3 separate regions of the Homo sapiens genome follow, and all the other regions are linked to region 2. A link is a loop called in an ENCODE intact Hi-C map of the cell type or tissue named here. Cell type or tissue: endothelial cell of umbilical vein. All regions are shown on one strand. Region 1 has its middle 25 kb from the start of MIR4708. Region 2 holds the start of LINC02324 (long intergenic non-protein coding RNA 2324). Region 3 overlaps FUT8 (fucosyltransferase 8).

What was found. A loop is a pair of places that touch in the nucleus more often than their neighbours do. Peaks named below come from ENCODE experiments on the same cell type or tissue, not always from the same donor. Only the 100,000 strongest peaks of a DNase experiment are listed, where the experiment ranks them.
Region 1: it touches region 2 in a loop (6-fold over the local background); 16 of 110 quality-filtered maps call a loop at or near these places.
Region 3: a loop joins it to region 2, with 11 times the contacts of the local background. A loop is called at or near these places in 10 of 110 quality-filtered maps.

Annotation. Positions count from the first base shown.
Region 1 is chr14:65,356,002-65,364,001 of GRCh38, forward strand. It overlaps a transcript of FUT8 not described here. Among named protein-coding and RNA genes, the nearest start is that of MIR4708, 25 kb to the left of the region's middle. RefSeq lists enhancers at 1-1,125, 1-35. In endothelial cell of umbilical vein, no CTCF peak of the experiment used is centred here; DNase peaks (open chromatin) are centred at 590 and 3,690.
Region 2 is chr14:65,219,398-65,227,397 of GRCh38, forward strand. It overlaps LINC02324 (long intergenic non-protein coding RNA 2324), which reads right to left and starts at 2,950. Exons shown (of 4, transcript NR_103769.1): 1 at 2,822-2,950. RefSeq lists enhancers at 3,283-3,422, 5,447-6,327, 6,328-7,207 and a silencer at 6,054-6,348. In endothelial cell of umbilical vein, a CTCF peak has its summit at 3,139 (motif pointing right); a DNase peak (open chromatin) is centred at 3,124.
Region 3 is chr14:65,601,925-65,609,924 of GRCh38, forward strand. All of the region lies in intron 3 of FUT8 (fucosyltransferase 8), which reads left to right. Among named protein-coding and RNA genes, the nearest start is that of MIR625, 130 kb to the left of the region's middle. In endothelial cell of umbilical vein, no CTCF peak of the experiment used is centred here; no DNase peak of the experiment used is centred here.

The DNA of each region.
Region 1 (8,000 bases), 140 kb after region 2:
GAGCTAGGAGGTCAGTGAAGAGGAATAGAATTTTTTCTTCCACCGGGTGTAGTGGCTCACGCCTGTAATCTTAGCACTTCGGGAGGCTGAAGTGGGTGGATCACCTGAAGTCAGGAGTTCAAGACCAGCTTGGCCAACATGGTGAAACCCCATCTCTACTAAAAATACAAAAATTATCCAGCCATGGTGGTAGATGCCTATAAGCCCAGCTACTCAGGAGGCTGAGGGAGGAGAATTGCTTGAACCTGGGAGGCAGAGGTTGCAGTGAGCCAAGATTGCCTCATTGCACTCCAGACTGAGTGACAAGAGTGAAATTCCATCTCAGAAAAAAAGAAAAGAAAAGAAAAATATATTTTTTTCTTTTTTTCCTATAGCAGAAAGGGAAAAAAAAAGCCTCATTCGATTATCATCATTTGATGATCGTTCTGTTACCAGCGTCATTCCTTTGGGTGAGTCATTGCTGCCTCCAAGGGATCCCATATTAGGATGCCCCCTTGGGAGGGATAGGAAGCATGACTAACACCTGAGTATAAAGAGGTTCACCCTACACTTCCTGACGTGGCAGGTGAGAGAGTGTGGGTGGGGAATTGGGAGGGGACTGCCTTTCCTTACTTTAGAGTCCTGTCCAATGGCTGGCTTTGTGGTTGGCTCCATTAGGGAGGGCCCACCAGGAAGCCTTCTCTTCTTTCCGTTGAAGACAAGCATGCAAGTTTTCTGTGGTTTGTTAGGGCTGGGCCACCATGTCCTTAGTAGGCAGCAAGGTGGGGTGATGACCTCTGATATCAAACCATCTGGGAGTTACTGCTGCTTTGTAAAAAAACAAAGGCCCAAAGGTAAAATGTGGAGAGAGCAGGGTACTGGAACACCGGCTCACATATCTGGCAGAGGCACTGAGGCCACTACTGCTGGCCTCTTTTCCGTGCCACCTGAGTTGATTTCATTCAACTCATGTGGTCAGGGGCAAGCACTGGGACAAAGTTCTCCCCAGGAGAGGTAAGAACCAGAAGGGAGCTTCTGGGTCTCATCTGGATTAATAGAAGCCATGAGTACTTACTCTGGCGGGAGCCAGGTTCCTTCACTTACTAGGTGTGTGACCTTGGGCATTTACTTATGTTCTGTGATTCAGTGTTCTTATCTCTAAAATGGGGATAATATGTCTACTCCACAGAAGTGTTGCAGGGATTTGTTAGTGTATTTAAAGTACTTGGAAGAGTGCTTGTCACATAGCAAGTATTATAAAAATGTCAACTGCTGTAGTTACTGTTGTTGCTGTCTACAGAAGCCAGGTGTGGACCACAGAGCCAGAAGCCTCGGGCAAGTCTCCAGAGTTGAAACTAGAAAGAATTATTTATAACAGTTCCCATCCTGCCTAGGGCTACAGATGAGACAATAGCTGTAAAACAGTCTCAGCTTCCCTGGGAGGGGCAAAATACCCAGATTCACTGCTAGAATACTCGAACAGAGGCTATTTCTTTAGGGCTCTGCAGCCTAAGCAGACCCTACCCTTAGGTGGTTGAGATACCCCCTTAATGGCCATGATTTGAGGGCCCCCAACACATCTCCATCATAGGCTTGCCTCAGTATCTAAAATTTTCTTCAGGGCTTCCAGTTTGGAAGATGTGACCTATTTTACAGCCAGACTGTCTATGTGTAAACCTCGGCTCTGTCACTCACTAGCTGCATAATCTTGGACAGGTTACTTAATGTCTGCACCTCAGTTTCTCATCTGCAAAAGTGAGGGTAATGACAATAGTCTCTTGATAGAGGCAGAGTGCAAATCACATAAAATAGTGTGTGTGAAGTTTTAGCAAAGTGCCTGGTACACCCTGAACTGGTGGTAATGGTGGTTTGACTAGAGAAGGCATAAATTTGCAATTTAATAGTGACTTCTGGATGAACTTGGAGGACATTATGTTAAGTGAAGTAAACTGGGCACAGAAAGACAAACACCACATGATTTCCACACATATGTGAAATCCAAAAGAGTTGATTTCTTAGAAGCAGAGAGTAGAATAGTGGTTACCAGAGGCTGGGGAGGGTAGGGAGGGGAGGAGAACAGGAGAGGTTGGTCAACAGGTAAAAAGTTACAGTTAGGAAGAATAAGTTCTAGTGTTCCATTACATGGTAGGGTGACTGTAACTAGTAACGATGCAGTCTATGTTTCAAGATAGTTGGAAGAGAAGATTTTGAGTATTATTACAAAGAAATGATAAATGTTTAAAGTGATGAGTATAGTAATTACCTTGAGTTGATCATTATAAAGTATACACATGCATTGAAACATCACATTGTATCCCATAAATATGTACAATTATTTTGTGTGAATTATAAATAAATTAATAAAAATATTTATTAAACCATAGATACTCAATATTTAAACACTTTTTAATAACAATTATCACATGTACAAAAATGTTGAAAACTAATGCAAGTAACACCTTTAAATACATCATTTACTTTTTTTACATTATTATTATTATTATCATTTTTGGAGATAGGGTCTCACTTTGTTGCCCAGGCTGGAGTGCAGTAGTATGACCTCCTCAGGCTCAAGCGATCCTCCTACTTCGGTCTACAGAGTAACTGGGACTACAGGTGCATGCCCGGCTAATTTTTGTGGTTTTGGTAGAGATGGATGGGGTTTCTCCGTGTCGTCCAGGCTGGTCTTGAACTTCTGTGCTCAAGTGGACAGCCCCATCTTGGCCTCCCAAAGTGCTGGGATTATAGGTGTGAGCTACCATGCCCTGCATAATTTACACTGAATAATTGTTTTATCTATGTCTTTGCCATTTTGTTTTCTGCTGTTATTTGTGTTTTTTTGTGCTATTATTTTACTGTTTGGTGAGTACATATATTTTCCCCTTAATAATTTGAAAATAAGTTGCTGAGCATCATGACACTTTAAATACTTAACAGCATATGGTTACCCCAAATAAGGACATTCTCCTACACAACCAGAACACTATGACCACATCTACAATAACTAATAATTATTCTTTAATATTATTTAATACTGAGTCCATATTCACACTTTTTCAGTTGCTCCCAAAATGTCTTTTAGAACTGTTTTTTTTCCTATTAAGAACCAATCTTTTCTTTTTTAGGGGCACTGACTTTTGAAGAGACCAGGGCATCTGTTTTACTTTTGGGGTTTGTCTTACTGTTTTCTTGTGATGGTGTTTTTAGTGAAGTTTTGAAGAAGGATGCAAACAATCTGGAGCTTGAGCTGGAATCCCTGGGCTGCCCCAAGGACACATGCTCTGCTGCCCGTCGAAAATGAGAGAAGAAACCAATAAACAAGGCACATTCATTTTCTTGTGTATTGCAGCAAAACATACATAACATAAAATTCATCATTTTAACTATTTTTAAGTGTACTATACAGTTCAGTGGCGTTAAGTACATTCACGTTGTTGTGCAACCATCACCACCATACATCTCCAGAACTTTTTCATCTTCCCTAGCTGAACCTCTGAGCCTGTTCAACACAAACTCTCCATTCTCCCCTCCCCTCAGCTCTGGCAACCGCTATTCTACTTTTTATCTTTGTGAATTTCACTACTCCAAGTATGTTACACACTACTTGTCTTTTTGTGATTGGCTCATTTCACTTAGCATGATGTCTTCAGAGTTCATCCATGTTATACTGTGGTCAGCATTTCCTTCCCTTTTAAGGCTGAATAATAATCCATTGTATGCATGGAACACATTTTATTTATCCATTCATCTGTTGACTGACACTTGGGTTGCTTCCACCTTTTGGCTAATGTGAGTAATACAGCTATGAACGTGGGTTTACAATTTTCTGATTGCATCCCTGCAAGGCACACTCTTTTTTTTTTGAGACGGAGTCTTGCTCTATCACCCAGGCTGGAGTGCAGTGGCATGATCTCTGCTCATCGCAATCTCCGCCTCCCGCCTCCTGGGTTCAAGTCATTCTCCTGCCTCAGCCTCCCGAGTAGCTGGGATTACAGGCACACACCACCACACCGAGCTAATTTTTGTATTTTCAGTAGAGACAGGGTTTCACCATGTTGGCCAAGATGATCTTGATCTCCTGACCTCATGATCCGTCCGCCTCAGCCTCCCAAAGTGCTGGGATTACAGGCATGAGCCACTGCACCTGGCCAGGCACACTCATTTTTACCTTATGTTGTGGGACTAGCCCTCATGCATCCTCTGATAACTGGTAATTTTACAAATCATGTTTCAAATCTGCATGATTCTCTCCCTTTTATCAAAATCTAACATGAAACAACTCTGTCAGTCTTGCCATTAGCTGGGTTTACAGCCATCTATACCAATAATAGAAATGTGGGCACGACTCACAGCAGGTGTTTCTGCATTGCTTAATGTGGTAAGTGTACTGATTATACCATTATGGAGTAAGAAGACAAACATTCCAAGCTTTTAAAGCTAAATTCAAAGGCCAGAGATGCCTTTTTAAATCAACCTAAAGCATTTTTAATCTGTTAGGCTCCCATACTTCAGAGGACTGGCCTATTAAAGGCACTTGTTCCAAGATTCCAAATGTACACATGTGATTTATATCTAGCTATCCACAAAGTATGAGAGGAAGCAGGGCAAAGTAGAATGAGCTCTGCACTGGATAATGAGGAGATGGGGATCCAGTATCCGGACTCTGTTGATAACCATGTGACCTGGGGCAAAGCCTCAACATTTTTGTGCCTGGGTTTTCTCATCTGTCAAATGGGAAGTTGGCTTATAGCCCTCAAATGCTATGATGGGCTGAGCTACATTTTATTTTTTATTATTATTGTTTGCAGAAGTCTATAATAGAAAGTCAGGTGTGGAAATGGGGAAGCACTGAAGTTGAGTTCACAACTTAGTGAACACAAATTAGTTGGGTGACCTTGGAGAGATTCTGTAATTTTATGAGCCCATATTTTCTCAAAAAAATTGTTCTGCAAAATGGGGATGGTAAATGCTGCAGAGCAGTGATGAAGATGGTAAGTCATCAGGTATGATGAAAGAACTTTGGAAACTTTCAAGGTGCTATACAATCACATGAGAGTGATTACATGGTGATTTTAAACTGTAAAGAGCTCTATAAAGCCAGGCATGGTGGCTCATGCCTGTAATCCCAGCACTTTGGGAGGCCGAGGCAGGCGGATCATGAGGTCAGGAGTTCGAGACCAGTCTGACCAACATAGTGAAACCCCGTCTCTACTAAAAATACAAAAATTAGCCGGGCGTGGTGGTGTGCACCTGTAATCCCAGCTACTTGGGAGTCTGAGGCAAGAGCATTGCTTGAACCTGGGAGGCGGAGGTTGTGGTGAGCCGAGATTGTGCCATTGCATTCCAGCCTGGGCAACAAGAGCAAAACTCTGTCTCAAAAAAAAAAAAAAAAGCTCTATAAATGTAAGGATCTACTAGAGACCTTGTAAGGATACTTACTAGGACTAAATTACTATTGTCCTAAGTAAGGGCACTAACCTTACTGACTCATAGAAACTCAGTATTTTACATTAAAAATAGACTATGGCCGGGTGCGGTGGCTTGCACCTGTAATCCCAGCACTTTGGGAGGCTGAGGCTGGGGGATCACCTGAGGTCAGGAGTTCAAGACCAGCCTGGCCAACATGGCGAAACCCTGTCTCTACTAAAAACACAAAAATTAGCCGGGCGTGGTGGCATGTGCCTGTATTCCCAGCTACTTGGGAGGCTGAGGTTGGAGAATTGCTTGAACCCGGAGGTGGAAGTTGCAGTGAGCAGACGCTGTGCCATTGCACTCCAGCCTGGGCGACAGAGCAAGAGTCTGTCTCAAAGAAAACAAACAAACAAACAAATAAATAAATAAATAAATAAATAAATAAATTATAACTCCCATTCTCCTCTCCCCAAGAATCCACTTTTAGTGGCCTTGGGTATTTCCTGAAATCGCTGGGAATGTTGTGGTAGATCCTCCCCTATCTCTATTTTATAAACTTTCATCAGCTGTTTGAAATGCTTTCTTTCTTTCACTCCAGAACTTGTTGCAGCATATCTTGTTTCAACAACCCTCCAGCCTGCCAATGGAGCTTTGGTTTCGCCAGTTGTGATGACTCTGAAGCTCTTTGTCAGTTCTTTTTATTCCTGGAACACTTGATCAGCTAGTTGGGTTGCATGTTGTTTTAACCCCTGAAGAGCAGATTCCCAGGCTTTGCTGTTTTACAATCTATGATTTAGCTATGATTGTTCTAACAAGTGTTCCCTGCCAAAGCTTGAAATAGTCCCTGTCAACAATTGTTCCCTCTACTCTTTCCAATAGCACAACGCTGTCTTCTAAGGAGCATGCTGTGTTTTCAGTTCAAAAGGGGGACTGTTTGAGGGAAAGAATACAGGAATTGATGAGCTGAGAATTAAGCTAATGACTCAATGGATTACAGATTGCTTTAGAAGCTGGGTGTGGTGGCTGTAGTCCCAGCTACTCAGGGGGCTGAGGTACGAAGATTACTTGAGCCCAGGAGTTCGAGGCCAGCCTGGGCAATATAGCAAGACCCCCATCTCAAACAAACAAACAAACAAACAAACAAAAAGCCCAAATTGCTTTAGGGTCAAGGGTGATACGCAATGCTAAACAATTAGTATGCATAGGAATCACCTGGAATTAAAAATAAAAGTGCAGATTTCTAGACCTGACCCCAGATATCCTCTGATTAAGAAATTCTGTCCTCATTAGCCGGGCGTGGTGGCTCACACCTGTAATCCCAGCACTTTGGGAGGCTGAGGCGGGTGAATCACAAGGTCAGGAGATCGAGACCATCCTGGCTAACATGGTGAAAACCCGTCTCTACTAAAAATACAAAAAATTAGCCGGGCGTGGTGGTGTGTGCCTGTAGTCCCAGCTACTCAGGAGGCTGAGGCAGGAGAATGGCGCGAACCTGGGAGGCGGAGCCTGCAGTGAGCTGAGTTTGCGCCTCTGTACACCAGCCTGGGCAACAGAGCAAGACTCTGTTTCAAAAAAAAAAAAAAAAAAAAAAGAGAAGAAATTCTGTCCTCATAAATGAGACTCAAAAAAAAAAAGAACTTCTGGAGTAGGTAATGAGGTTTAGGACACACTACCTTAGCATATTGGATATTTTAAACTGAAGGAATTTGAGACATGGCAGGTACAGAAAGGACTTTCTTTTCTTTTTGAGATGGAATCTCACTCTGTCTCCTAGGCTGGTGTACAGTGGTGTGACCTCGGCTTGCTGCAACCCCTGCCTTTCGGGTTCAAGCGATTCTCATGCCTCAGCCTCCTGAGTAGCTGGGATTACAGGTGCCCGCCACCAAGCCTGGCTAATTTTTGTATTTTTAGTAGAGATGGGGTTTCACCCTGTTGGTCAGGCTGGTCTCGAACTCTGACCTCAGGTGATCCACTGGCCTCGGCCTCTCAAAGTGCTGGGATTACAGGCGTGAGCCACTGCACCTGGCCTAATTTTTGCATTTTTAGTAGAGACAGGGTTTCACCATGTTGGTTAGGCTTGTCTCGAACTCCTGACCTCAGGTGATCTGTCCGCCTCGGTTTTCCAAAGTGCCGAGATTACAGGTGTGAGCCACTGCGCCCGGCCAGGAAGGACTTTCTGCCCATTTCCTGAAGGAGGTCATAAAACCCTCATGTGAGAGATGCCCTCTCTATACTGGCAAGAAATGAGCATCCTTGCCTCTAAAGACAAAGGGACACAGAGAAGAATCTGAACTCCCAGGCCTTGCTGTTTTCCTCAGTTTACCATGCTTAGCTCACACCCTTTTGTCCTATCTCATTTCTCCACCACTCCCCACTCTTCATCAAACCTAGCATAAAACCACTCAGGTTTTACCACTTCTTTGAGTCTCCATTTCTTTATGAAGGCTGCCATGCTTTCTAAAACTTTACACTTATTAAATAAGTTTGTATGCTTCTCTCTTGTTAACCTGTCTTTTGTTACAGGGGCCCCAGCCAAGAACTCAGAAGGGTAGAGAAAAGCTATTTTCCCTCCCCTACAGTGGGGTCATTTTACATGTGCTCCTGGGTGA
Region 2 (8,000 bases):
TCTTTTGTGGAGACAGGGTTTCACCATGTTGCCCAGGCTGGTTTCAAATTCCTGAGCTCAAGTGATCCACCTCCCTTGGCCTCCCAAAGTGCTGGGATTACAGGCTGAGTGACTATGCCTGGCCTTATTTTTATTTATTTATTTATTTATTTATTTATTTATTTATTTATTTAGAGACAGGGTCTAGCTCTGTTGCCCAGGCTGAAGTGCAATGGAATGATCTTGGCTCACTGCAACCTTTACCTTTCGGGCTCAAGCAATCCGACCACCTCAGACTCCTGAGTAGCTGAAACTACCGGAGTGTGCCACCACGTTCAGCTAACTTCAATTTTTTGTAGAAATGAGGTCTCACTATCTTACCCAGGCTGCTCTCCAACTCCTGGGCTCAAGTGATCCTCCTGCCTCAGCCTCCCGAAGTGCTAGGATTATACTGTGAGCCACTGGGTGAACCACTGGGCGAGCCACTGGGCCTGGCCTGAGAAATTTTAAAGAAGGAATTATTATGGCTTCTGGGATAGTATTTTGGGGGTCCTTTTTACCTCTAAGGCCCAAATATCAAGCATTGAGAATGAGATTCAGTTACACACCCGTGTTTCCGCAGAAAGCCTAAAAAGACTTCGAGATGAAATGCCAAGCAGAGGGAAATTGTCATTCCTAAGCTTATATGTAGGCGACACCACCGTGAATCACTTCAGAGCTTGGGTCTCCGTGTCTCTTATTCCAGCTGCGCCCAGTTCTGTGGGGCACCTACCAGTTCCCACAAGTGCAGTTGACCACGAACCATCTCAGGCCCACTCTTCCCTTGCTTTCTACCTTTGAGTCTCTGAGTGACAATGCAAGTGGGACCATCACGGTAGCCTGCTTCGTACTCACACTTGGGGGAGAGAGACACCCATGGAGAGAGCCTTTGGTGTGCGGTGTGTGAAGCAAGGGAGAAATGCTAGTCCCTCTCTTTGCTCTCTGGTTGGCACTGAGGCACCTTTTGAGCTCCTCCACGGGCCCCTGAGATTGGACCAGCAGGAGCCTGCGGACGAGGCTGCCTCAACACCACAGCTCTGTATTGGTTCTTTTTTCTTCTCTTTGCCTCTCCACTCTCTCACTTCTGCTCCTTCAGTCACATTGCTCAGGAAAGAGTTTGCAATTTAGGCCTGTTTTAGGCTTTGCTTTCTGGAAAACCCAGAACACTTTTCATACCAACTGGTGGTGTATTTGATCTTCCTTTTACTGTTTTCTTGCAACTGAGTTTTTTGAGCCCAAATGCAAGATTTGACATTGAGATTTGTTACATGCCATCAATGCAATTTTTTTTTTAAATTCTGATTTTGCCATTTAACAGTGCGAGCTGTCCTTCCTAGCCTTGAGTTATCTACAAATTTGCTCATAAAATTTATTGACTGTTAAAATCTATTACTGGTCAACCTCTGTAACCCCATCTCATGCTTCACCCTCCTTGCTAACTACCCTCCAGCAGCCCCACCTCCAATCAGGTGCGCAAATGGGCCAAGCTCTTCCTGCCCAGGGTCTTGTACTTGTTATTCTTTCTGCTTGAAATCCTCTTTCCTCGGGCTCTGCACATGGACATCTCCTTGTTATACTTTAAAACTCAGTCTAAATGACACTTCTCGAAGAGGATTTCCATGTCTATTGTGTTTCTGTCATAGCACATACCCCAAGCCATGAGTACTATGCCTCATTTATTAGTTTGTTTTTTTGTTTGTTTGTTTGAGATGGAGTCTTGCTCTGTCACCCAGGCTGGAGGGCAGTGGCGCATTCTCAGCTCACTGCAACCTCCGCCTCCCAGGTTGAAGTGATTCTCAGGCCTCAGCCTCCCAAGTAGCTGGAATTACAGGCACACACCACCATGCCCAGCTAATTTTTGTATTTTTAGTAGGGATGGGGTTTCGCCATGTTGGCCAGGCTGGTCTTGAACTCCTGGCCTCAAGCGATCTGCCCACTTTGGCCTCCCAAAGTGCCGAGATTATAGGCATGAGTCACTGCACCCAGCCTAGTTTGCTTTTTATTGTCCATCTTCCTAATTAGGGTGAAATCTACAAGAAGGCAGGGCTACTGTCCATTTTCTTCACTGCTGGATCTCCGGCACATAGCCCTGGTTCTGACACCTGCCAGGGGCTTGATAAATATTTGCATCACCCACTCCACTTGTGCACTAGATGCCACCTCCCCTCACCTCCTCGAGGCATCTCTCCACCGGTCCCTCCTCTCTTGTGCATCATCATTTCTCCCACTTTCCTGGATCATTCCCCTCTGCAGACAAATGTGCTGTAATTTCTCCTATCTTAAAAAACAAAACAGATAGACAAAAAATCTTCTCTTGGCCCACATCCTCTTTCAGCCAACACGCTGCACATTTTATTTATTGCCTATCTCCTCCACTAGGGAAGAAGCTCCATGAGGGAATGGCTTGTGTCTGTTTTGCTTATTGCTGTATCCCTAGTACTTCAAAAGTGCCTGGTGCATAACAATTTTTGAGTTGATTGAATAAATCCTTTTGTGGAATAAATGAATAAAACAGTAAAGCCTTTTTCAATCAATAGAGAGAAAAATCAGTCTTATATCTTGAGCAATGTCTAAATAACTTAAAAGATCAAGATGGAGGCTGGGCACAGTGGCTCACGCCTGTAATCCCAGCACTTTGGGAGGCCGAGACGGGAAGATTGCTTGAGCTCAGGAGTTTGAGACCAGCCTGGACAACATAGTGACCCTGTATCTACAAAAAATAATTAATAAGAAAAGATCAACATGGAACCAAAAAACAAATATACATAGGACAGCTCTATAAAGATATGTAGCAGGTACTTACTGTGTATGTGTATTTTCCATTCTCTGCCTTCTAATATGAAAAGGTTGACAGGATAGTTTGAGGGAGAAAGGAAAATTTGCCATAGATTCCTCAGCATCAGGATAACCTCATTGCCTTAGGGCAAAAAATGAAGCCCAGAGGTAGTGACTTTTCCCAAACTCAGTGTCCTCCCTTCTAAGGGCTTAGGGCATAATCTTCCACAAAACACATCCGGATTGCTAACTCACAGTAAAGGAAAAGTTCTTACGTTTACATAGAACCCAGATGCCAGGAATTTTCTAGAAAATGGACGTGCAGTAATAGTGCCGGCCAGGAGATGGCGACGCGCCTTTCTGTCCAGGAGGACTACACTCTACGTGGCACTGAAGGACTGGGAGAGAAGGTTGGGGCCTCCTGGGGCCAGCCAGGGGCCTCTGGGGGAGGATGGCCTAGAAAACAGGGCTCTGCTTCAGAAGGCTCATTCTTGTTGGCGGGGCCCCCATGAGTAAAATAGTTGTTGTTGAATATGACACATTGTTAAGGCCTCAGATGCAAGAGCAATTACAAGTCCAGGGTGGTTGGCAGGTCTACAGTCAGGATATTTAACTCAAATTCAGGGAGTCTGAAAATCTAGGACAGCTCCTTGGCAACCCCGGACTGACAGATCTTTTGTTCGACTTTTCCTAGGTTTAGGCAACAGCCTCTGAGAGCCCACTAGATTTCCTCCAACATGGAGACTCAACCTAGCCAACATTCTACCACAAGAATCAGTACCTGGGCTTTGGGGTCCACCAACGCTTAAAATTGAGTAACTGAGTGCAAGGGTTGCAGGTAGGCAATGTGCCGATAGACATTTACATTTCCTAGAGAGAAAGTCCTTTGTTCCATCTCTTTCTCCAAGGGCTCTGTGATTCAAAAACCGGGACAGGCACAGTGGCTCACGCCTGTAATCCTAGCACTTTGGGTGGCTGAGGTAGGAGGGTCACTTAAGCTCAGGAGATTGAGACCAGCCTGGGCAACACGGCAAAAACTTGTCCCTGCAAAAAATACAAAAATTAGCTGAGCTTGGTGGCACATGCCTGTAGTCTCAGCTACTTGGGAGGCTGAGGTGAAAGGACTGCTTGAGTCTGCAGTGAGCAGGGTTGACAACACTGCACTACAGCCTGGGCAACAAAGTGAGACCCTATCCCGAAATAAATGAATACATAAGTAAATAAATAAATAAATAATTTAAAAAAAACGTTAAGCAACTACTCCAGTCTTTCCTCGCTAGAGGCCTCACTAATTCTTTACCCCAGCAAGTCCTCTGGGATACTGTAATTCTCCATTTTTTTTTTCATTGAGATGTGTCTCACTCAGGGGACAGAAAACACCATCTGTTATTTGAACAGAGAAGGTAATGTAAGAATTACTGGGGCCGAGCACAGTGGTTCACACCTCTAATTCCAGCACTTTGGGTGACCGATGAGAGAGGATCACTAGAGTCCTGGAGTTTGAGACCAGCCTGGAAAACATAGTGAGATTTCATCTCTACAAATAATAAAAAATTAGTAGGGTGTGGTGGTGTGTGTCTGTAGTCCCAGCTACTCCGGAAGCTGAGGCAGGAGAATTGCTTGAGCCCCGGAAGTTGATGCTGCAGTGAGCCATGATTGTTCCACAGCACTCAGTGTGAGTAACAGAGTGAGATCCTGTCTCAAAAAAAAAAAAAAAAAAAAAAGGTTGTTAACTAGATAACTAAAAGAGGACACTAAGGTGTCACAGTAAAAGCAACTGCAGGTTGGCCGGGCGCAGTGGTTCACACCTGTAATCCCAGCACTTTGGGAGGCCAATGCAGGCAGATCACCTGAGGTCAGGAGTTCAAGACCAGCCTGGTCAACATGGTGAAACCTCATCACTACTAAAAATACAAAAGGTAGCTAGGCATGGTGGCACACGCGTGTAGTCCCAGCTACCCGGGAGGCTGAGGCAGGAGAATCGCTTGAACCTGGGAGGTGGAGGTTGCAGTAAGCCAAGAATACGCCACTGCACTCCAGCCTGGGCAACAGAGCGAGACTCTGTCTCAAAAAAAAAAAGACCAGGTATGGTGGCTCACGCCTATAATCCCAGAATTTTGGGAGACCGAGGCAGGCAGATCATGAGGTCAGGAGTTTGAAACCAACCTGGCCAACATGGTGAAACCCCATCTCTACTAAAAGTACAAAAATTAGCCTAGCGCAGTGGGGGGCTCCTGTAATCACAGCTACTCAGGAGGCTGAGGCAGAATTGCTTGAACCCAGGAGGTGGAGGTTGCAGTGAGCCAAGATCGCGCCACTGCACTCCAGCCTGGGTGACAGAGCAAGACTCTGTCTTGGAAAAAAGAAAAAAATAAATAAATAAATAATTTTTATTTATTTATAAAATAAATACTAAACTGCAGGAAGCAGCCCCTGCCCCTGGGACTGAGAATAGGAAGGGGTGGGAATTATTAAAACTTGAAAACTTGGGACTCAGACTCCACGGAGGGGGCACCGCTTGGCTGGGCTGGCATTTCTGAGCTGGAGAGGGGCCCTGAGGACCCGACATCTCCTGGGAGAACAAGAGCATGATGAGGCTGGTTCTGTCAGTGCTGGAAAAACTGCAAACTACATTCAACTGCTGCTCCAAGAAGGAGCTGCTACTGCCAGGGTGAAGAGGTGAGACTAGAGTGACACTGACAGGTACAGAAAACCCACAGGAAGCAGACAGGAAGGAAGGAGGCCTTTCTTTCTCTCTCACCATGCTGTTCCCTCTGGGGCCTCCCGTGGGAAGGGCCTAATGTGGAGCCAGCTGGCAAAGCAAAACTGTGGTTGGCAGAGTCCTAGCCCAGCATCACAAAGCAAGCACAGAAGGGCAGGTTTGGAGCTGAGAGACAATAAGTGAAGAAGGTCTCCCAAAACATTTTGTTTACTGTAATATGTACAGCCATTATCCAAACCATTCATCCAGAGGGATTCAATCTCTTAATAGATTCATCATCAGGCAGTGTCTAGGGGCATAGCTAGTGGATTTGTTTGGGATTCCCAATGGGCAAACAATAGCAGCCATAGCCATCTGCTGCCACGGTCTTACAGCAATGAGCACAGAGGTGGCTGTCACCATTGTCAATCTCAGGTCAGGACGGGTTTCTAAATCGGGTGGGGAGCAATGGAGACCTCTTGGTTGTAGCCCCACTGTGGCTGTGGAAATTGGCCTATCTATATGGTTGGTTTCACTTCTCCAGTGAAGTCTGGGATTCTGACCCAGAGACCACTCAAAACCACAAACCAGTCTTCCCTGAGCACTTGTCAATCTCCCAGGATTGGAAACGTGGCTAGCCATTGTGCTGAACAAACAAGACTCACGGAGTGTATTCACAAGCAAATTTATTTGATTTCCCACTGTTCTTTTTCATCTGCCCGGGGAAGCCAGATCTTCCTCTGCCCCAGATGAAATTTAGAGCAAGTCTATGACTTTCTGGTCACACTTAGTAATATCAGCAATCTTCCGGTCACTTTAAACCACATAGTACGCATTTAGTAACTAAATTATTCAGTCCCATAACTTCTTGCTTTAAAGTTGAAACTTCTCCCCCATCCCAGCTCAGGATCCTTGAAAGGTGAAGACAAAGGAGACTGGGGAAAGGGTATGTGGTCAGCTGCTAACATTTCTCCTCCTCCTTCCCCAGATTACTAGCCATGAGTCCTGCCTCTTTCAGAGCTGGAGTCCTGCAAATGAGAAGAGGCCAGGGAAGCAGGAAAGTTCTTGCTTGACTGGCCCTGGCTTGGGAATTTAGCATCTGCTCGCTCTGGACTTGGCAAATAATTGACAGCTGACTCTCACCAGGTCTTTGCAGTGACCTTCCGGCCACTGAGGAGCTCTTCCCTGCAGTTTGCTTCACAGGACAAATGCTTTCCATGCTTGCTACTCACTCACTCCTTCCTCAACCCTCTGAACCTGGTGATACCTTGAGCTTCTCTCTGAGAGGCCAGTTTGCCCCTCCATGCAGCACTCTTGAACAATCTAAGATAACCCCTCACTGCCAGGCCTTTCCTGGATGTGGCCCACATTGGCCACACACATACACACACCCTCTATCATGACAAATTTGGAGAGCACAGGGTGTCCTAGCCTCCTCCTTTGGCCTCCACCTTACTCCACAGTCAAAGCTAGGGTCAGCCTATTGCTGTCCTTTGGCTTTTTCAGATGGGAACTGGACGCCTGTGCACTGAGTTCCCTAAGCTACAAGAAATGTGTATTAAGCCCTCTCAGTGGACAATTGAAACCCCATTCCCTGAGCTTGTGATGAGGTCCCTATACTTCCTCTCTTCTCCTATGGGACTCACAACCCACCAAAAACTATGTCCGGAAATCCTCCTTTCTCATCTGCCAGACTGGCCATTCTATCACCATGAATGCAGAGTGCAAGAGTCAAAACTAGTTAGTTTTTTCTTGCCTGCTTTCTCCCCACTCTGCACGTGGTCTTGTGCCTAGCTTAAAATGCCATTGCTATTGTCTTCAGGCCTTAGCAGAACTTCTTTGTTAATATCTTGTTACATGTTTACGTTGAGAAAAAAATGAATAAAGTAACCGGATTGCTTTATTATTCTACAAGCAACAATATGCTCAAAGCTTCATATTCTCAAAGCTTCCAAACACGAGTAAAATGGCTAGAACATGACTTTTTAGGTCCTGCAGGAACTGTTCAGATAGAGGAGAGGAGAAATGTTGCGAAACTTCCTCCAGGGCTTTGGAATCATCTCTCAGCTGAAATTACTAAACTCTTTCTAATCCTTTGGAGAAGGATCTAAAACTCTGGGACGGTTTCAAGGGTTACCATCTACCTCACTGGTTTACCATGAGGATTAAATCAGATAATGGTATATGCAAACATAATTTGTAATTGTGTAAACTAGAAGGTAAACACACAGACGTGTATGGGACAATCATAGCTATGGATACTTTAAAGGAATTTTAATTACCTAGAATTTCTAAAGAGCTCTCAGCAGGTATTTACAGTTCAAAGAGGAAATTTTGCTCTTTCAGACTAGATCTGGAGCAAACAATGGGGCTGTTTGGCAAGTGTTTCTGAGAAAACAGTCCACCTAGAGTGTACATTAGCAACAGTGAGAGATTACAGGGTAGGTGGCAGACAGGGCCCACCCCAGGTGTGGCCTACCCCAGGGTCACCTGCATGCTGTTCTCA
Region 3 (8,000 bases), 380 kb after region 2:
ATAAAATACAGATGTAACCTTTTTTTTATCTTTTGAAGTTTTGATGGTTTTTAAAAAAATTTTTTTTATATCCGTAAGTTTTTGGAGGACAGGTGGTATTCCGTTATATAAGTTCTTCAGTGGTGATTTGTGAGATTTTGATACACTCATCACCCGAGCAGTATACGCTGAACCCAATTTGTAGTGTTTTATCCCTCACCTCCTTCCCACCATTTCCCCCGAGTCCCCAAAGTCCGTCGTATCCTTCCTATGCCTTTGTATCCTCATAGCTTAGCTCCCACTTATGAGTGAGAACATAGGATGTTTGGTTTTCCATTTCTGAGTTACTTCACTTAGGATAATAGTCTCCAGTTCCATCTAGGATGCTGCAAATGCCATTAAATTCATTCATTTTCATGGCCGAGTAGCGTTCCATCTCTCACACACACACACACACACACACACACACACACACACACACACACACACACACACACACAGTTTCTTTATCCACTCATTGATTGATGGGCATTTGGTTCCACATTTTTGCAATTGCGAATTGTGCTGCTATAAACATGCATGTGCAAGTATCTTTTTCGTATAATGACTTCTTTTCCTCTGAGTAAATAACCAGTAGTGGGATTGCTGGATCAAATGGTAGTTCTATTTTTAGTTCTTTAAGGAATCTCCACACTGTTTTCCATAGTGGCTGTACTAGTTTACATTCCCACCAGCATTGTAGAAGTGTTCCTTGATCACCACATCCACGCCAACATCTATTATTTTTTGAGTTTTTGACAATGGCCATTCTTGTGGGAGTAAGGTGGTATCACATTGTGGTTTTGATTTGCATATCCCTGATTATTAGTGATGTTGACCATTTCTTCATATGTCTTTTGGACATTTGTGTATCTTCTTTTGAGAATTGTCTTATTCATGTCCTTAGCCCACTTTTTGATGCGATTGTTTTTTCCTTGCTGTGGATTCTGTATATTAGTCCTTTGTCAGATTCATAGTTTGCAGAGATTTTTTTCCCACTCTGTGGGTTGTGTTTATTCTGCTGACTGTTCCTTTTGCTGTGCAAAAGCTCTTTAGTTTAATTAAGTCCCACCTGTTTGTTTTTGTTACGTTTGCTTTTGAAGTCTTCGCCTAAGCCAATGTCTAGAAGGATTTTTTCCGATGTTATTTTCTAGATTTTTTTATAGTTTCAGGTCTTAGATTTAAGTCCTTGATCCATCTTGAGTTGATTTTTGTGTAAGGTGAGAGATGAGGTTTTATTCTGCTACATGTGGCTTGCCAGTTATCCTGGCATCATTTGTTGCATAGGATGTCCTTTCCCCACTTTATGTTTTTGTTTGCTTTGTCGAAGATCAGTTGGCTGTAAGTATTTGGGTTTTTTTCTGGGTTCTCTATTCTGTTCAGTTGGTCTTTGTGGCTATTTTTATACCACTACCACACTGTTTCGGTGACTTACGGCCGTATAGTATGGTTTGAAATCAGGTAGTGTGATGCCTCCAGATTTGTTCTTTTTGCTCAGTCTTGGCTTTGGCTTTGTGGGCTCTTTTTTGGTTCCATGTGAATTTTAGAATTGTTTTTTTCTAATTCTGTAAAGAATGATGGCGGTATTTTGATGGGGATTGCATTGAATTTGTAGATTTGGCGGTATGGCAATTTTCACAATGACCATAAGCTCATTTTCTAATTGAGCTTCTTTGGATCTTCTCTCTTCTTTTCTTGGTTAATCTTGCTAATGCTCTATCAATTTTATTTATCTTTTCAAAAGAACAAAAATACACTAAAAAAAAATCCAAGGTATACAGGCAACAGATAGGACGATGAATGGAATAGTACCTCACATCTTAATGTTAATATTGAATGTAAGTGGTCTAAGTGCTCCACTTAAAAGGTACAGAATTGCAGAATGGATTCGAATTCACAAACCAAGCATCTGCTGCCTTCACCTAAAACATAAGGATTGACATAAACTTAAGGTACAGGGGTGGAAAAAGACATTTCATGCAAATGGACACCCAAAGCGAGCAGGAGTAGCTATTCTTACATCAGACAAAACAAAAAACAACAGCAACTAAAAAAGACAAAAGGCCTTGTCCAACAAGGCCTTTTACAATCCTAAACATATACAAGGCCTTGTAACAATCCTAAACATATACACACCTAACACTAGCGCTCCCAAATTTATAAAACAATTACTACCAAACCTAAGTAATGAGATAGACAGCAACAAAATAAGTAATAATAATAACTCCACTGACAGCACTAGACAGGTCATCAAGACAGAAAGTCAACAAAGAAACAATGGATTTAAACTCTACCCTGGAACAAATGAACTTAACAGATATTTATAGAACATTCTACCCAGCAACCACAGAGTATACATTCTATTCATCAGCGCATGGAACTTTCTCCAAGGTAGACCATTTGATAGGCCACAAAACAAGTCTCAATAAATTTAAGAAAACTGAAATTATATCAAGTACTCTCTTAGACCACAGTGGGATAAAACTGGAAATCAACTCCAAAGGAACCTTTAAAACCATGCAAATATATGGAAATTAAATAACCTGCTCCTGAATGATCATTGGGTCAACAATGAAATCAAACGGAAACTAAAAAATTCCTCAAACTGAACAATAATAGTGATACAGCCTATCAAAACCTCTGGGATACAGCAAAGGCAGTGCAAAGAGGAAAGTTCTTAGCCTTAAATGCCTACATCAAAAAGTCTGAAAGAGCACAAGTAGACAATCTAAGGTCACACCTCAAGGAACTAGAGAAACAAGAACAAGAACAAACCAGACCCAAACCCAACAGAAGAAAGGAAATGACCAAGATTAGAGCAGAACTAAATGAAATTGAAACAAAAACAATACAAAAGATAAATGAAGTATATATAACTTCTTAATCCCACTTTCCTTCCTCACTTTCCAGAGGAATTTTTATTCTGAGTGTTGTGCATACCTCCTGTCCACATTTTTATTCTTATATTATGTAAATAAGTGTGCATGAAAGCATGTTTTTATATCTTTTTAAAATTTGTAAGAATGTATCATCCTACATATATGTATGTTTTGCAACTTTTTTCACTCAACATTGTGAAATTCATGTAAGATTATTCATGATTGATACTTGTAGGTATACTTTGTTCATTTTAACTGTAGATTAAATTACCATATATGAATAACCACAATTTACTATTTATTCTCTATTAATGGACATCTAGTGTCTCCTTGTGGACATGTGCTAAAATTTCTTTAGGGTAATCTTAGAAGGATACATTCTCAGTCTTATTATATGTGCATTTTCAACTTTGGAGCAATTCAGCAATATTTTCTAAACAAATTATTCTAATATTACGTTCCTACCTTTAATGTATATGGGCTACCTTTAATGTATGTTACGGGCTTAATTGCTTCCCCCACCCATCCAGATTCATATGTTGAAGCCCTAAACCCCAGTCCCTCAGATGTGATTGTATTTGGAGATAGTCCCTTTAAAGAGATGATTAAGTTAAAACCAGGTCATTAAGGTGGACCCTAATCCAATGTGATGGTGTCCTTATAAGAAGGGGTAATTTGGGCAAACAAAAGAGGGGAGGCTTGCAGACAGAGGAAAGACATGTTGAGGATACAGTTGAGAAGAGGCAGACTTCTGCAACCCAATGAGTGAGTCCTCAGAAGAAACCAAACCTGCTGATGCCTTAATCATGGACTTCTAGCCTCCAGAACTGTGATAAAATAAATTTCTGTTGTTTAAGCCACCCATTTTATGGTATTCTGTTATGGCAGCCCTTAAAAACAAATTAATATGTGAGATTTCCAGTTTCTCTGCATCCTTATCTCACTCAGTATCACACTTTTTAATTGTCGCCATTTTAATAGAGGAGAGAGTATCTCTGTTTCAATTTAAATATCCTGGTTACCAAAAATGCTGATCATTTCTCAGGATTACTGATGAATGAAGTCCTCTTCTATGAACTGCTAGTTCATATACTTTGTACATTTTTCTATTACATTGCCTTGCCTTTTTCTTACAGATTTGAAGGAGTTCTTTATAAAATCTATATAATAATCCTACATTAATTATATATTTTCCATTCTCTTCTCTCCACCTGTGACTTGTCTATTAATTTTATTGCACAAAAATTGTTAGTTTTTTTTTTTTTTTTTGAGATGGAGTCTCGCTCTGTCGCCCAGGCTGGAGTGCAGTGGTGCGATCTCAGCTTACTGCAACCTCCGCCTCCCAGGTTCAAGTGATTCTCCTGCCTCAGCCTCCCGAGTAGTTGGGACTACAGGCGCCTGCCACCAACCCTGGCTAATTTTTTTTTTTGTATTTTTAGTAGAGACGGGGTTTCACTGTGTTAGCCAAGATGGTCTCGATCTCTTGACCTCATGATCCACCTGCCTCAGCCTCCCGAAGTGCTGGGATTACAGGCATAAGCCACTGTGCCCTGCCCAAAAATTTTTAAGTTTTAAGGCAGTCAGATTTATTAGTCTTTCTTTTTATGGTTTGGGCTTTTAAAAAAAAATCTTATTTAAGAAATTCTTTTCTCTCCCAAGATCATGAAGAATGCAAAATTTCTTCTAAAATTTTTAAGTTTTGTTTGTAAGATTGTTTGAATTTTCTGTGAAACCATCTCTTATTGAATTATTTTTCCTTTCCATATTAATTTAGAATGATACCTGTGTCATATGCTAAGATCTCTTTCTAGGTGCTTTATTCTGTTCCATTAGTCTTATCTGGCTTTGTGCCAATACTACACTGTTTCCATTAGTAAAACTTTGTTTTGTTTTCTGATGGGGGGAAATCCTATTTTTTTTCTTATTTTGCAAAATGAACTAGCTTATTTTGGAGATTTTGCTTTTTCATAAGTATTTTAGGATCACTTTGCTAAATTTAATTAAAAAATCCTTTTGGAATTTTTATTAGAATTGTATTTAATTTATAGATCAATTTGGGAAACAACTACTTCTTCAGAAAATTTATAATTTTTTAATGTATGAGGTATGTTGCTGTTTGTTAGATTTATTCCTTGAAAGATTATGATTCTGCTGTTACTGTTGTAAATGTGATATTTTAAAAAACACATTTAGTAATTTGTGGTTGTTGTTGTATAGAGACTTTAATTTCTGTACATTGATATTGTATATAGTGATGTCCCTGAACTTTATTAGTACGATTTGTAGATTATCTTGGATTTTCTGTATTAAAGTTTATATTATCTGAATAACATTTGTTTCTTCATTTTCTACACTTGTAAGTCTTACTTCTTTATCTTATTACCTCAGCTAAGGCCTTCAGTACAGTGATGAATAGAAGCATAGATGGCAGGCCTGTCTTCTATTGTTCTTAGATTTAAAAGGAATGCTACTGATGAGTTGATCCATAGAATGTGATATTTATTATGAATTTCTAATATTCCTTACTGAATTAAAGAGTTTACCTTCCATTCATTCTTTCTTGTTAAGGTGTTTATAATGAATAAGTATTAAATTTTATCTAATGATTTTTTGTTTCCATTGAGATTGTAATTTTATTTTGTTTTAATTTGTTAATGTAATCAATTTAAATTAATAGTTTTTCTAATCGTAAACCAATGTAGTATTCTTAGGATAAAGTTGAGATAGTCATGTATTTTTAAATATATTGCTGTATTTACTAATGGATCATTTGGGAGTTTGAAAATAAGCTTATATTTGAATTAGTCTTTAATTTCTTTGTTATCCTTGTCTACTTCTATATCAATCTTATACTAATCTCAGGAATGGAATTTTAGAATTTCCTCTCTTTTTATATTTCCTAGATTTTGATTCGATGTTTTATGAATATTTGTAAAACTCATATAAAAATGCTAGAACCTGGCCAGGCACGGTAGCTCATGCCTGTAATCCCAGCACTTTGGGAGGCTGAAGTGGGCAGATCATGAGGTCAGGAGATCGAGACCATTACTGGCCAACATGGTGAAACCCCGTCTCTACGAAAAATACAAAAAAATTAGCTGGGTGTGGCGGCGCATGCCTGTAATCCCAGCTACTTGGGAAGCTGAGGCAGGAGAATCACTTGAACCCGGGAGGCAGAGGTTGCAGTGAGCCGAGATTGTGCCACTGCACTCCAGCCTGGCAACAAAGCTAGACTCCGTCTCAAAAAAAAAAAAAAAAAAATGCTTGAATCTAAAGTTTCAAAAAATTCAATAGATTTTTGACCACTGAAAATTTTTATATATTATTGAGTTCATTTTGTAGTTTAATTCCTCTAGAAAGTATGTTTTTTATGTTTTTAAAGCAAGTGCCTGAAAATATAGTAATTTTTGATATGTTTTAAAATTCCTTATCTGTTTGTGATTCTCTTTTCTTTCCTAATATTGCTTATTTGTGCCTACGTTCTTTTTCTTAATTAAGATCTTTATTCTTTCCAATGTTCATGGCATAATTGTTGAAAGTATTTAAGAAAGGCAACCTGTTTTACATGAATTATTAAGTGCATTTTTGATGGGAAAAGTTTAATTTCTCAGAGAGCCGTGTAATCATTTCATTTAGGCTACAACTCACTAGTTTTTCATATTCTGATTGCAAAGCAGTAATTTACTGGTTTTCATATTATGTTTTAATGCATTGAATTCCTTTAGAGTGGGGCTAATGTTTGGGTATTAGAATGGTACCTTTTTGTTTGAATAAAGATTTTCATCAAGTTTTTATTTGGGAGAATAATTTTTGAAATACATATCAAATCTCAGAAAAACTTAACATGTAGGCATCCTTAAAGGCTTTTAAAATAGGAATGAGGATCATCTACAGGAAACCCTAGTGATTAGCTGTTTCATGTTTTGTGATGTCAGATGTAAGCAGTGAACCAGGCCAGCCTATATAGCTATTGCTGCAGCTGCACAGTCCAGCTTTCTTGGATTTACCTAATAACTAATGATGTCTAACGTCTTTTAGTGTGCTTAATTCGCCTTTTTGTCTTTTTTGTTCAAACATTTATTTAAATCTTTTTGCTTATGAGGTTTTTTCTTTTTTTTCCTGATGATTTGATACTTTATGTAGTCTGGATACAAGTCCTTTAACAGATGTAGGATTTAAAAATATTTTCTTGGCCAGGCGCAGTGGCTCATGTCTGTAATCTCAGCACTTTGGGAAGCCAAGGCGGGTGGATCACCTGAGGTCAGGAGTTGAAGACCAGCCTGGCCAACATGGCAAAACCCCGTCTCTACTAAAAATATAAAAATTAGCCGGGTGTGGTGGCGCGCTCCTGTAGTCCCAGCTACTTGGGAGGCTGAAGCGGAAGAATCACTTGAACCCGAGAGGTGGAGGTTGCAGTGAGCCAGGATCGCGCCACTGCACTCCAGCCTGGGTGACAGAGTGAGACTCTGTCTCAAAAAAAAAAAAAAAATTTTTCCTCTAGTCTGTGGGTTATCTTTTCATTCTCTTAACTGTGTCTTTCTAAAAGAAGAGCTTTTAATTTTAGTGAAATCCAGTTTATCAATTTTTTCTTTTGTGGATCACACCTTTCTGTCATAGCTAAGATAACTTTGCTGAACTGAGGGTCAGAAAGGTATATTTCTTGTTTTCCTCTTGTTGTGAAAACTGTCTGCTAAATTATCTTTGTGACTTTATTTAAAAAATAAATTGAGTGTCCATTTATGTGTGGGCCTATTCCCGGACTCTTTTCTGTTTCATTATGCTCTTTGTCATCTGTCTTTATACTAGTACCTCACTGTCTTGATTATTGTATGTAGTTTTATAATAGGTCTTTAAAAACTTTTTTTAAATTTTTTAAATTTTTGTTCATTCATTCATTCATTCATTCAATCAGTCATTCAAACACCAACTCAAGCCAGATACAATAGGTCTTAATATCAGATGGTGTTTGCCTTTTAGTTTTATCTTTTTCTGATTTGTATTGAGTATTCTAGATGTTTGTGTTTCCATATGAATTTTATTACTGGCCTGACAATTTCTAAACAAATTCAGTGTTGTTTTATAATTTTAAATTTATAAGTCGTG